3 separate regions of the Homo sapiens genome follow, and regions 1 and 2 are each linked to region 3. The links are chromatin contacts, found by Hi-C or POLR2A ChIA-PET in ENCODE. All regions are on one chromosome and are shown on one strand. Each heading gives the region's core, a stretch centred on a gene start or an enhancer-like site at or near the end of the contact. The rest is flanking DNA. Distances are from core to core; before and after follow the strand shown.

Region 1 (3,329 bases), core at 543-3,042, 220 kb after region 3:
AAATGAAAAAAAGAAGGAAGGAAAGAGAAAGAAAGCAAATGAAGGAAGGAAAGAGGGAAAAAGAGAGAAAGAAAGTAAAAGAGGAAAGAAGGAAGGAAGGAGAGAGAGGGAGAGAGAAAAGAGAAAGAGAAAAGAAAAGGAGAAAGAGGAAAGAAACCAGAAAGAGAGAGAGAAAGAAGAAAGAAGGGAAAGAAAAGAAAAATTCTGCCAGACTTGGAGAAGTGGCTGAGTCAGTTGTGATGTCCACATGTAGTCACGTTTGACATCCCAGGGCCACCTCAGCAGGCCGTCTCTGGGGAGAATTTTCTCTGATTTCTTCCCCTTCCCTTGCTGGACCCCTGCACCTGCTGGGGAAGATGTAGCTCACTCCGTCTAGCAAGTGATGGGAGCGAGTGGTCCAGGGTCAAAGCCAGGGTGCCCTTACTCGGACACATGTGGCCTCCAAGTGTCAGAGCCCAGTGGTCTGTCTAATGAAGTTCCCTCTGTCCTCAAAGGCGTTGGTTTTGTTTCCACAGAAAAACCTCTTCAGGCACTGGTGCCGAGGACCCTAGGTATGACTCACCTGTGCGACCCCTGGTGCCTGCTCCGCGCAGGGCCGGCGGCGTGCCAGGCAGATGCCTCGGAGAACCCAGGGGTTTCTGTGGCTTTTTGCATGCGGCGGGCAGCTGTGCTGGAGAGCAGATGCTTCACCAATTCAGAAATCCAATGCCTTCACTCTGAAATGAAATCTGGGCATGAATGTGGGGAGAAACCTTCACTAACACACTCTTGCTAAAACATAGAATCATGGGAGTGCTTCCTGGGTACCCCCTCCCTGCCTTCTGTTTGCAGCCACTGTTTGCTCACTAAACATCTCTGCACCTCCCGCGTGCATTTGCAGAGGTGGGTGGGGGTCCCCGGAGTCTGAGCTCCCCGCGGCTGGGTGCCCCGACCCAGCAGCTCCTACACCATGAATGGAGGTTGATCTGGAAACAGAATATTTTCATGAAAGGGCGACAGGGTATGAACAAAAGAACACCGTGTCGCTCACTGAATTCCACGGAGGAGAGTCAGGGATCTCTTCCTTCCTTCCTTCCTTCCTTCCTTCCTTCCTTCCTTCCTTCCTTCCTTCTTTCTTTTTTTCCTTCTTTCTTTCTTTCCTTCTTTCTTTTCTTTTCTTTATTCCCTCCCTCTCTCCCTCCGTCCGTCCCTCCCTCCCTTCCTTCTTTCCTTCTTCTTTTTTTTTTGGATGGAATTTCACTCTTGTTGCCCAGGCTAGAGTGCAGTGGTGCGATCTCGGCTCTCCACAACCTCCACCTCCCGGGTTCAAGCAATTCTCCTGCCTCAGCCTCCTGAGTAGCTGGGATTACAGGCATGCGCCACCACGCCCGGCTAATTTTTGTACTTTTAGTAGAGACAGGGTTTCTCCATGTTGGTCAGGCTGGTCTCGATCTCCCGACCTCAGGCGATCCGCCCGCCTCGGCCTCCCAAAGTGCTGGAATTACAGGCGTGAGCCACCGCCCCTGGCCAGGGACGTTTCTTTTCAACTTGAGTCTTAAGAGAATGAAGCAGTATGGTCCTGGGAGAGAGAAAAAGCTTGGAGAACTTGGGAGAAAGGCAAGGAGATGTTTACCTGTCGTGGCTTTTGGGAGGAACAGGAGGTGAGACTAAAGAGGCAAGTTGGGACCACTTGGAGAGATTTTCTTCCTTTAGCAGAGTGTTTATTTATTTATTTTTTCCCAGGCACCTGTGTGGCCTGATCTGCCCTCTAGTGGCCATTTGCAATACTAACTGTAGCCAAGAAGGGTCTAAAAATGTACGGGCTTGGTCCAAAGCAGATCTCAATCTCAGTCCTGCTATTAATAATATTCGGGTGGCTCACGCCTGTAATCCCAGCACTTTGGGAGGCCGAGGCGGGCGGATCATGAGATCAGAAGATCGAGACCATCCTGGCTAACACGGTGAAACCCCGTCACTACTAAAAATACAAGAAATTAGCTGGGCGTGGTGACGCAGCTACCCCAGGCGGGGCAATCACTTGAGGCCAGGAGTTCGAGACCAGCCTGACCAAGATGGTGAAACCCCGTTACTACAAGAAACATAAAAATTAGCCGGGCGTGGTGACACACGCCTGTAGTCCCAGCTACTCGGGAGGCTGAGGCAGGAGAATGGCGTGAACCTGGGACGCGGAGCTTGCAGTGAGCCAAGATCGTGCCACTGCACTCCAGCCTGGGCCACAGAGCGAGACTCCGTCTCAAAAAAAATAAAAATAAAATAATATTTGGGGCCACAGCTGGACTTGGTAGCTCACGCCTGTAATCCCAACACTTTGAGAGGCCCAGGCGGGGCAATCACTTGAGGCCAGGAGTTCGAGACCAGCCTGACCAAGATGGTGAAACCCCGTTACTACAAGAAATATAAAAATTAGCCGGGCATGGTGACACACGCCTGTAGTCCCAGCTACTTGGGAGGCCGAGGCAGGAGAATCACTTGATTTCTGGAGGCGGAGGTTGCGGTGAGCCGAGATCTCGCCACTGCATTCCAGCCTGGGTGACAGAGCGAGACTCTGTCTCAAAAAAAAAAAAAAAAAAGAATAAATACATAATACTAATAATAATAATAAATAATATTTGGGGTCAGATTATTCTAGGGCACTGTCCAACAACACTGAGAAGCATCCCTGGCTTCCACTCATCTGATGCCAGTAGTGTGTCTTCCCCCTAAAGTAGTAATAACCAAAAATATCTTCAGACATTGCTAAATATCCCCCTGGGTGATGGGGTCAGAAGGACCCTTGGTTGAGATGACCAGGTTAGTGTGGGATTGCTGGATAATAAAATGCTGCCTAGGCCAGGTGCTGTGGCTCATGCCTGATGCCTGTAATCCCAGCACTTTGGGAGGCCCAGGCAGGCAGATCACCTGAGGTCAAGAGTTTGAAACCAGCCTGGGCAACATGGCGAAACCCCGTCTCTACTAAAAATACAAAAATTAGCCGGGCATGATGATGCACGCCTGTAATCCCAGCTACTTGGGAGGCTGAGGCAGGAGAATCGCTTGAACCCAGAAATTGGAAGTTACAGTGAGCCAAGATCACACCACTGCACTCCAGCCTGGGCAACAGAGCAAGACTCTGTCTCAAAAAAAAAAATCAGTTGATGCTTTGTCTTTTGCCACTTCATGGTCTTTTTGGTTATAATCTTTTTGGTATATAAACTCATTTGGCCTGTTTGATGAGCCCATTTTACATCTCTGGTTGTTGAGATACCAATTTCTCAGTAGTTACTCATGAAGCACCAACGTCTTGGTTATTTTCACGAGACCCATTTGTGCCTGTATAGAAATTATCTGAA
Region 2 (3,459 bases), core at 856-3,355, 190 kb after region 3:
CCTATTAAGCTGAGGTCTCAAATTTGTCTACACCTCCATCTATTTCACCATCATGTCTGGTCTGACCCAGTCCCCTTGAACAATCTCTTTGCTCCTGCTTCCATTCTAGTGACACTGGTAAAAAGTGGCCACCTGGGCCAGGCGCGGTGGCTCACGCCTATAACCCCAGCACTTTGGGAGGCCGAGGTGGGTGGATCACCTGAGGTCAGGAGTTCGAGACCAGCCTGACCAACATGGTGAAACCCCATCTCTACTAAAAATACAAAAATTAGCCAGGCGTGGGATTACAGTGGGCGCCTGTAATCCCAGCTACTCGGGAGGCTGAGACAGCAGAATTGCTTGAACCCGGGAGGTGGAGGTCGCAGTGAGCCGAGAGTGTGCCACTGCACTGCAGTCTCGGTGACAGAGTGAGACTCTGTCTCAAAAGAAAAAATAAAAGTGGTCATCTGATCATATGCCATGTCCTTCCCTAAAACCCTCCGGTGGCTTCCCAAGACCAATGGACAGAATCCAAACTCCTCATCGGGAGGGCTCGGCCAGTTCTCATTCTCATTTCATTCCGGTGCCCCCTGGCCGTGGTGGTCGTTACCGCAGGAGCTTTTCCTGCAACTTGCTACATCCGCTTTCCTCTGTGCCTTTCAATTAGCTGTTCCCTCTTCCTATAATGCTTGTCCCTGCATTTGAGAATGATCCACTTTTTCCCCTCGTCATCTAGATGGCAGCTTAAAAGTCACCTCCTTGGCAAATCCTTCCCGTCTGAGTCAATCATCCGTGCACTCTCTGTCACATCATTTAGTTTTAACTCTTCGATTTGTCACTAGCTGATATTTTTGTCTTTTTTTTTTTTTTTTGAGACAAGGTCTTGGTCTGTCACCCAGGCTAGAGTGCAGTGGCACCCACATGGCTCACTGTGGTCTCAACCCCCTGGGCTCAAGAGATCCTCCTGCCACAGCCTCCTGAGTAGCTGGGACTATATAGGCACACACCACCACACCTGGCTAAAAAAAAATTCTGTAGTGTTGGGGGTCTTGCTATATTCCCCAGGCTCGTCTTGAACTCCTGGGTTTAAGTGATCCTCCCACCTTGGCTTCCCAAAGTGCTGAGATTACAGGGCCTGAGCCACTGTACCTAGCCTTTGTTGTCAATTTATTCACTCTCCCCAACCAGATGATAAGCTTTGTGAGTGTATCAGCTAGCTCTTGTTGCGTAACAAAACCACCTCAGTGCTTAGTGGCTTAAAACACTCCTTTAGGAGCTCTGATGATTTCATGTGTTGACTGAAGGTTTGTCTGGCCTGGGCCTGTTTAGCTACGGCTGATGGTTTAGGGGAGCCTCTTGTGTCTTTGATGGTCAGTGGGGGTCTCTCTCCATAAGTCTCTTACCCCAGCAGCCAGGAAGGGCAGACCTCAATGTTCAAGTGCTTTTCAAGCCTCAGCTTGTATCACGTTTGCAAATATTCCATTGGCCAAAGCAAGCCATATGGCCAAGCCCAGATTCAACAGGTGGGAACATAGACTCCACTTCTTGGTGGGAGAGGCTGCAAAGAACTCATGGTCATTTATAATTTCCCACTGGGAAAGCATATTATCTGCTTTGTTCACTCATGTATACCGGCAGCTGAGAACGGGGGTTGGCCAAGGGCCAGATAGTAAATATTTTCAGCTCTCAGGGCCATATGGTCTCTGTTGGAGCTACTTAACTCTGCCTTTGCAGCGTGAAAGCAGGGTTAGACGATGTACTAACCAATAAATGTGGCCATATTCCAATAGGATATTATTTGCAAAAACAGGTGGCCTACTGGATTTGGCTCCCAGCCCACTGTTTGCCAACTCCAGGCTTAGAGCATTGCCTGCCACATAATAAGAATAGAGGCAATAAAAGAAGTCAAACATTTGGTCAGTATTTTGTTTCTGCCTCAGCTGTTCTGCCACTACCTGGGTGTACTTGCAACACCGTTCTGACACCATCCTCCTCCAAAGTTAGCATCAGACGCCACAAGTTTAAGGCTCAGCCCTCCATGAGATTTCCCTTGCTTCAGACACTGGCAGCATCTTGGGGATCCCCCAGCCACCCACACTTCTGACTAACTGGCTCTAAATTGGGGGATTCCCACAAACTGTTTGGGTTTCATAATTTACTAGAAGGAACTCACAGAATGAAAATAAACCTGGCCAGGTGTGGTGGCTCATGCCTGTAATCCCAGCACTTTGGGAGGCCATGGTGGGAGGCTCACTTGAGCCCAGAGGTTCGAGACCAGCCTGGACAACATAGTGAGATCCCATCTCTACAAAAATTTAAAAACATTAGCCAGGTGAGGGGGTGCATGCCTGTAGTCCCAGGTACTTGAGGGGCTTAAGCAGGAGGATCGCTTGAGCCCAGGAGTTCGAGGCTGCAGTGAGCTAAGATTGTGCCAGTGCACCCCAGCCCGGGTGGCAGAGCAAGATCTTGTCTCAAATTTAAAAACCCTGCTATACAATTACAGTTTTATTATAAAGGATACACATACGGCAAGATCTGGGAGAGTTCTAGATGCAGAATTTCCATATTGCCTCCTCGTGGCAACAGCATGTATCACCCTCTTGACATACTGGTGTGTCCACCAGCTGGGAAGTACTACTGAGCTTCAGCGTCCAGAGTTTTTGTTTGTTTGTTTGTTTGTTTTGAGACGGAGTCTCACTCTGTCACCCAGGCTGGAGTGCAGTGGCTCAATCTCAGCTCACTGCAACCTCCACATCCCAGGTTCAAACAATTCTCCTGCCTCAGCCCCCCGAGTAGCTGGGACTACAGGCATGCACCATCACGCACGGCTAATTTTTGTATTTTTAGTAGAGACAGGGTTTCACCATGTTGGCCAGGCTGGTCTCAAACTCCTGACTTCGTGATTCACCTGCCTCAGCCTCCCAAAGTGCTAGGATTACAGGCGTGAGGCACTGCACCCGGCCCAGTATCCAGAGTTTTAATTGGAGTCTCATTCCTTAGGCGTGATTGATTGAAATCATTGACCATGTGATTCAACACTGCCATTTCCAGCCCCCTCATCTCCCTGGAGGTCCTAAAAGCCCCAACCCTCTGATCACAGGGTTGTTCTTTCTGGTGACCGCCCCCCACCCTCATGTTATCTAGGCACCCCCCCCCCCACAAGTCACCCCGACATTCCTAACACTCCTAACAAAAGCATTCCTGTGACTCAGAAAGTTCCAAGGGTTTTTGAAGCTCTGTGCCAAGAACCGGGATGAAGACCAGATACATACTTTATGATCCTACAGTCACAAAAATCACTCTGAAGAGTTGAATACCCAGGAGTGTGAGAACAACAGCAGCAGCAACAAGGATGCCACCAATAAAAAATGACCCTTGTAGCAACGGATAAAATTGCGTTCTGTGTGCGAAGTGCTTTTGTGGTATGCTTCATTGAGTTCCTCATCACAAGCTGTGGCGTTGGTGGTGTTATTTTCAGAT
Region 3 (3,537 bases), core at 271-2,770:
AAGTGATTCTCGTGCCTCACCCTCCTGAGTAGTTGGGATTACAGGTGTGCACCACCATGCCCGGCTGATTTTTCTATTTTCAGTAGAGACACGGTTTCATCATGTTGCCGAGGCTGGTCTGAAATTCCTGATTTCAGATGATCCTCCCCGCTCAGCCTCCGAAAGTGCTGGGGTTACAAGCGTGAGCCGCTGCGCCCAAACTAATTTATTTTATTTTTTGAGACGGCATCTCGCTCTGTCTCCTGGGCTGGAGTGCAGTGGCACAATTGCATGGCAATTTTAGGTTTAACTTTCTTTCTTTCTTTCTTTTAATTTTTTTGAGATGGAGTCTCACTCTGTCGCCCAGGCTGGAATGCAATGGCATAGTATCAGCTCACTGAAACATCTGCCTCCCGGGTTCAAACAATTCTCCTGCCTCAGCCTCCCAAGTAGCTGGAATTACAGGCGCCTGCCACAATGCCCGGCTAATTTTTGTATTTTTAGTAGAGACAGAGTTTCACCATCTTGGCCAGGCTGCTCTTGAACTCCTGACCTCATGATTCACCTGCCTCAGCCTCCCAAAGGGCTGGGATTACGGGCATGAGCCACCGTGCCCAGCCAATTTTAGGTTTAACTTTCCTTTCTTTCTTTCCTTTTTTTTTTCTTTTTTTTCCTGAGACGGAGTTTCACTCTTGTTGCCTAGGCTGGAGTGCAATGGCCCGATCTCAGCTCACTGCAACCTCTGCCTCCTGGGTTCAAGCGATTCTCCTGCCTCAGCCTCCCGAGTAGCTGGGATTACAGGCATGTGCCACCACGCCCAGCTAATTTCGTATTTTTAGTAGAGATAGGGTTTCTCCATGTTGCCCAGGCTGGTCTCAAACCCCCGACCTCAGATGATCCATCCGCCTCAGCCTCCCAAACTGCTGGGATTACAGGCGTGAGTCACTGCACCCGCCTAATTTTGTATTTTTAGTAGAGACACGGTTTCACCATCTTGGCCAGGCTGCTCTTGAACTCCTGACCTCATGATTCACCCGCCTCGGCCTCCCAAAGTGCTGGGATTACGGGCATGAGCCGCCGCGCCTGGTCAATTTTAGGTTTAACTTCCTAAGGACTCACTCTGCTGTTTCCACAGCCTGCCTTCTTGAATCTCTCCTTTGTGGCCACCGTCCTCATTTCCCTCCCTTCTCCCTGCTGACTCCTCCTCTGCGTCCTCTTCCTCCCTCTGCCTTTTGATCACCAGGGTCCCTCTTTTTCAGTCTCTTTCTAAAGAGCCACAGCTCTAGCTCTGGCTGGCCCTCATGTGACTTGGGCGGCAGCCTCCTTTCAAATTCCCACTTACCCCCCAAATGGCTCCATTCCTACCCCCAGTGCCTGGAAAACCTCCTACTGTCTTTTCTGTCGCAGCCCCCGAAGGTTTTTTTGTGTCTCTGGTTTTCATCCTCCTGTAAATATAAACACGTCAGGACAGCCTCTTGGCCTGGCTGAGCCTCCCTCTTTCTCCTGCATCTGGCCTCCCTCAGAGGAGGCAGAGGTGGGAGCCAGGCCAGAGATGGGGGTGGAGCTGGGGAGTGGGGAGCCAGGCAGTACAGGCTGTTCCAGCTCCCACTGGTAGGTACATTGAGGGAGGGAGAGAGGGGGTGTCTCATCTTTTATTTTGGAGCTTGCACCTTTGTTCTGACATATCTTGGGCAAGAAAAGATGAGAGCCAGCCCAGTGGGGGTCTTTCCAGGTATCTGAGTAAGCATCGTACGCTGCCCTGCTGGCCCTGACACCCCAAAGAGGATGCTATAAATCCAGGCTCCTGTTCCCTAGACCTGGGGGAGCCTTGGGGGATGGGATCCCCCATCAAATCCAGAGGTGAAACAGCCCAGGGTTCCCCACTCTTCAGAAAGGCTCACCACGCACAGTTTTGCATAGTACATGAATACATGCTTATTTTAAAAATGTAAATAGTTATTGATCTTGTTGTCTGTTGGAAAAAGATAACACACCAAAGCATAATGTGTCCCTGGTCCCATTTTGTCATGTAAAAAAGTGGCTTAATTTCAAACAAAATGGCAAGTAAATCATAGAGCAGATAGTCTTCTCCTTCCTTCCTTCCTTCCTTCCTTCCGCCCTCCCTCCCTCCCTCCCTCTCTCTCTCTCTCTCTCTCTCTTTCTTTCCTTTCTTCCTTCTTTCCAGGTCTGCACTACCATGCCCAGCTTTTATATATATATATAAAATATATATATATAAAAAATATATATAAAATATATATATATAAAAATATATATGTGTATATATATATATAAAATATATATATGTGTATATATATATAAAATATATATATGTGTATATATATATAAAATATATATATGTGTATATATATATATATTTTTTTTTTTTTGAGATGGAGTTTCACTCTTGTTGCCTAGGCTGGAGTGCAATGGTGCGATCTTGGCTCACTGCAACCTCCACCTCCTGGGTTCAAGTGAGTCTCCTGCCTCAGTCTCCCGAGTAGCTGGGATTACAGGTGTCCACCACCACACCTGGCTAATTTTTTTATTTTTAGTAGAGACGGGTTTTACCATGTTGGCCAGACTGGTCTCGAACTCCTGACCTCAGGTGATCTGCCTGCCTCAGCCTCCCAAAGTGCTGGGATTACAGGCGTGAGTCACCACGCCCGGCCCCAGCTAGTATTTTTTTATTTTTTGTAGAGACAGAGTCTTGTTATGTTGCCCAGGCTGGTCTTGAAATCCTGGGCTAAAGTGACCATCCCACCTCGGCCTCCCAAAGTGCTGGAATTACAGACATGAGCCACCGTGCCTCACAGGGCAGATGGTTTTCAAATGGTCATTGGGTAAAAAGACCTCAGTCAAGGTTTGCATCCTGCTATGGTAACTGTTGTTAGCTTAGCATGACCTCGATCAAGTACCTAAAGCTCTCTGAGCCTCAGTTTTTTCCATCTCTAAAATGGGCATACTGCCACCTACTTGTAGGATTGTGTTGTGCAGGTGAAATGAGATGCTTGGGCAATGCAAACCTTGGCGGATAGAATAATATATTGCTGTTTTTAAATTTCAGGAGTCAGGGGGCCAGGGCCGTGGCTCACACCTGTAATCCCAGTGCTTTGGGAGGTTAAAGTAGGAGGATCAGTTGAGACTAGGGGTTTGAGACCAGCCCGGGCAGCATAGCGAAATCCCATCTTTAAAAAAAAAAAACAACTAGCCGGATGTGGTGGCGTGCACCTGTAGTCCCAGCTACTCTGGAAACTGAGGTGGGAGGGTTGCTTGAGTTCAGGAGGCAGAGGTTGCAGTGAGCTATGATCACACCACTGCACTCCAACCTGGGTGACAGAGAAGACCCCGTCTCTACAAATAAATAATTAAATTACATAAAATAAATAAATTTCAGGAGTCAGGACCCTTCCTCTGAGCAAGCCTCTGACAACCCCAAATGGAATCACACAGTCTCCCCTGTCCTCATGGAGCTAATTGGAGAAGATAGATGATTAAGCCAAACCGTTATAGTCAAGAATGATAGAAGGTTCCAGCCAGCAGGCTGGGGAAGATCTG

The links. A loop is a pair of places that touch in the nucleus more often than their neighbours do. ChIA-PET counts read pairs that join two places held with the same protein, here RNA polymerase II (POLR2A). Pooled maps may share reads with other maps.
Region 1: a loop to region 3 is called in a pooled map, with 2.3 times the contacts of the local background. The contact joins two enhancer-like sites. A Hi-C loop is called at or near these places in 1 of 168 maps with a recorded cell type or tissue (sigmoid colon) and 6 of 50 pooled maps. POLR2A ChIA-PET finds 5 or more read pairs at or near these places in 4 of 52 experiments (GM12878, OCI-LY7, T-cell and 1 more).
Region 2: a map of sigmoid colon shows a loop between it and region 3 (6-fold over the local background). The contact joins two enhancer-like sites. A Hi-C loop is called at or near these places in 1 of 168 maps with a recorded cell type or tissue (sigmoid colon) and 1 of 50 pooled maps. POLR2A ChIA-PET finds 5 or more read pairs at or near these places in 3 of 52 experiments (CD8-positive, alpha-beta memory T cell, activated CD4-positive, alpha-beta T cell and activated T-cell).

What each region holds. Positions count from the first base shown.
Region 1 is chr19:7,147,719-7,151,047 of GRCh38, reverse strand. It overlaps INSR (insulin receptor), which reads left to right. Exons shown (of 22, transcript NM_000208.4): 11 at 516-551. Among named protein-coding and RNA genes, the nearest start is that of ZNF557, 80 kb to the right of the region's middle. Within about 2 kb of position 1,792, at least 2 of the 41 ENCODE cell types and tissues checked have a DNase peak (open chromatin) inside an H3K27ac peak, as active enhancers do.
Region 2 is chr19:7,177,922-7,181,380 of GRCh38, reverse strand. The region is part of intron 3 of INSR (insulin receptor); the gene reads left to right. Among named protein-coding and RNA genes, the nearest start is that of ZNF557, 110 kb to the right of the region's middle. RefSeq lists an enhancer at 2,087-2,186. Within about 2 kb of position 2,105, at least 13 of the 41 ENCODE cell types and tissues checked have a DNase peak (open chromatin) inside an H3K27ac peak, as active enhancers do; they include sigmoid colon, where a contact is called at or near this core.
Region 3 is chr19:7,366,579-7,370,115 of GRCh38, reverse strand. All of the region lies in intron 2 of ARHGEF18 (Rho/Rac guanine nucleotide exchange factor 18), which reads right to left. Among named protein-coding and RNA genes, the nearest start is that of ARHGEF18, 19 kb to the right of the region's middle. Within about 2 kb of position 1,520, at least 9 of the 41 ENCODE cell types and tissues checked have a DNase peak (open chromatin) inside an H3K27ac peak, as active enhancers do; they include sigmoid colon, where a contact is called at or near this core.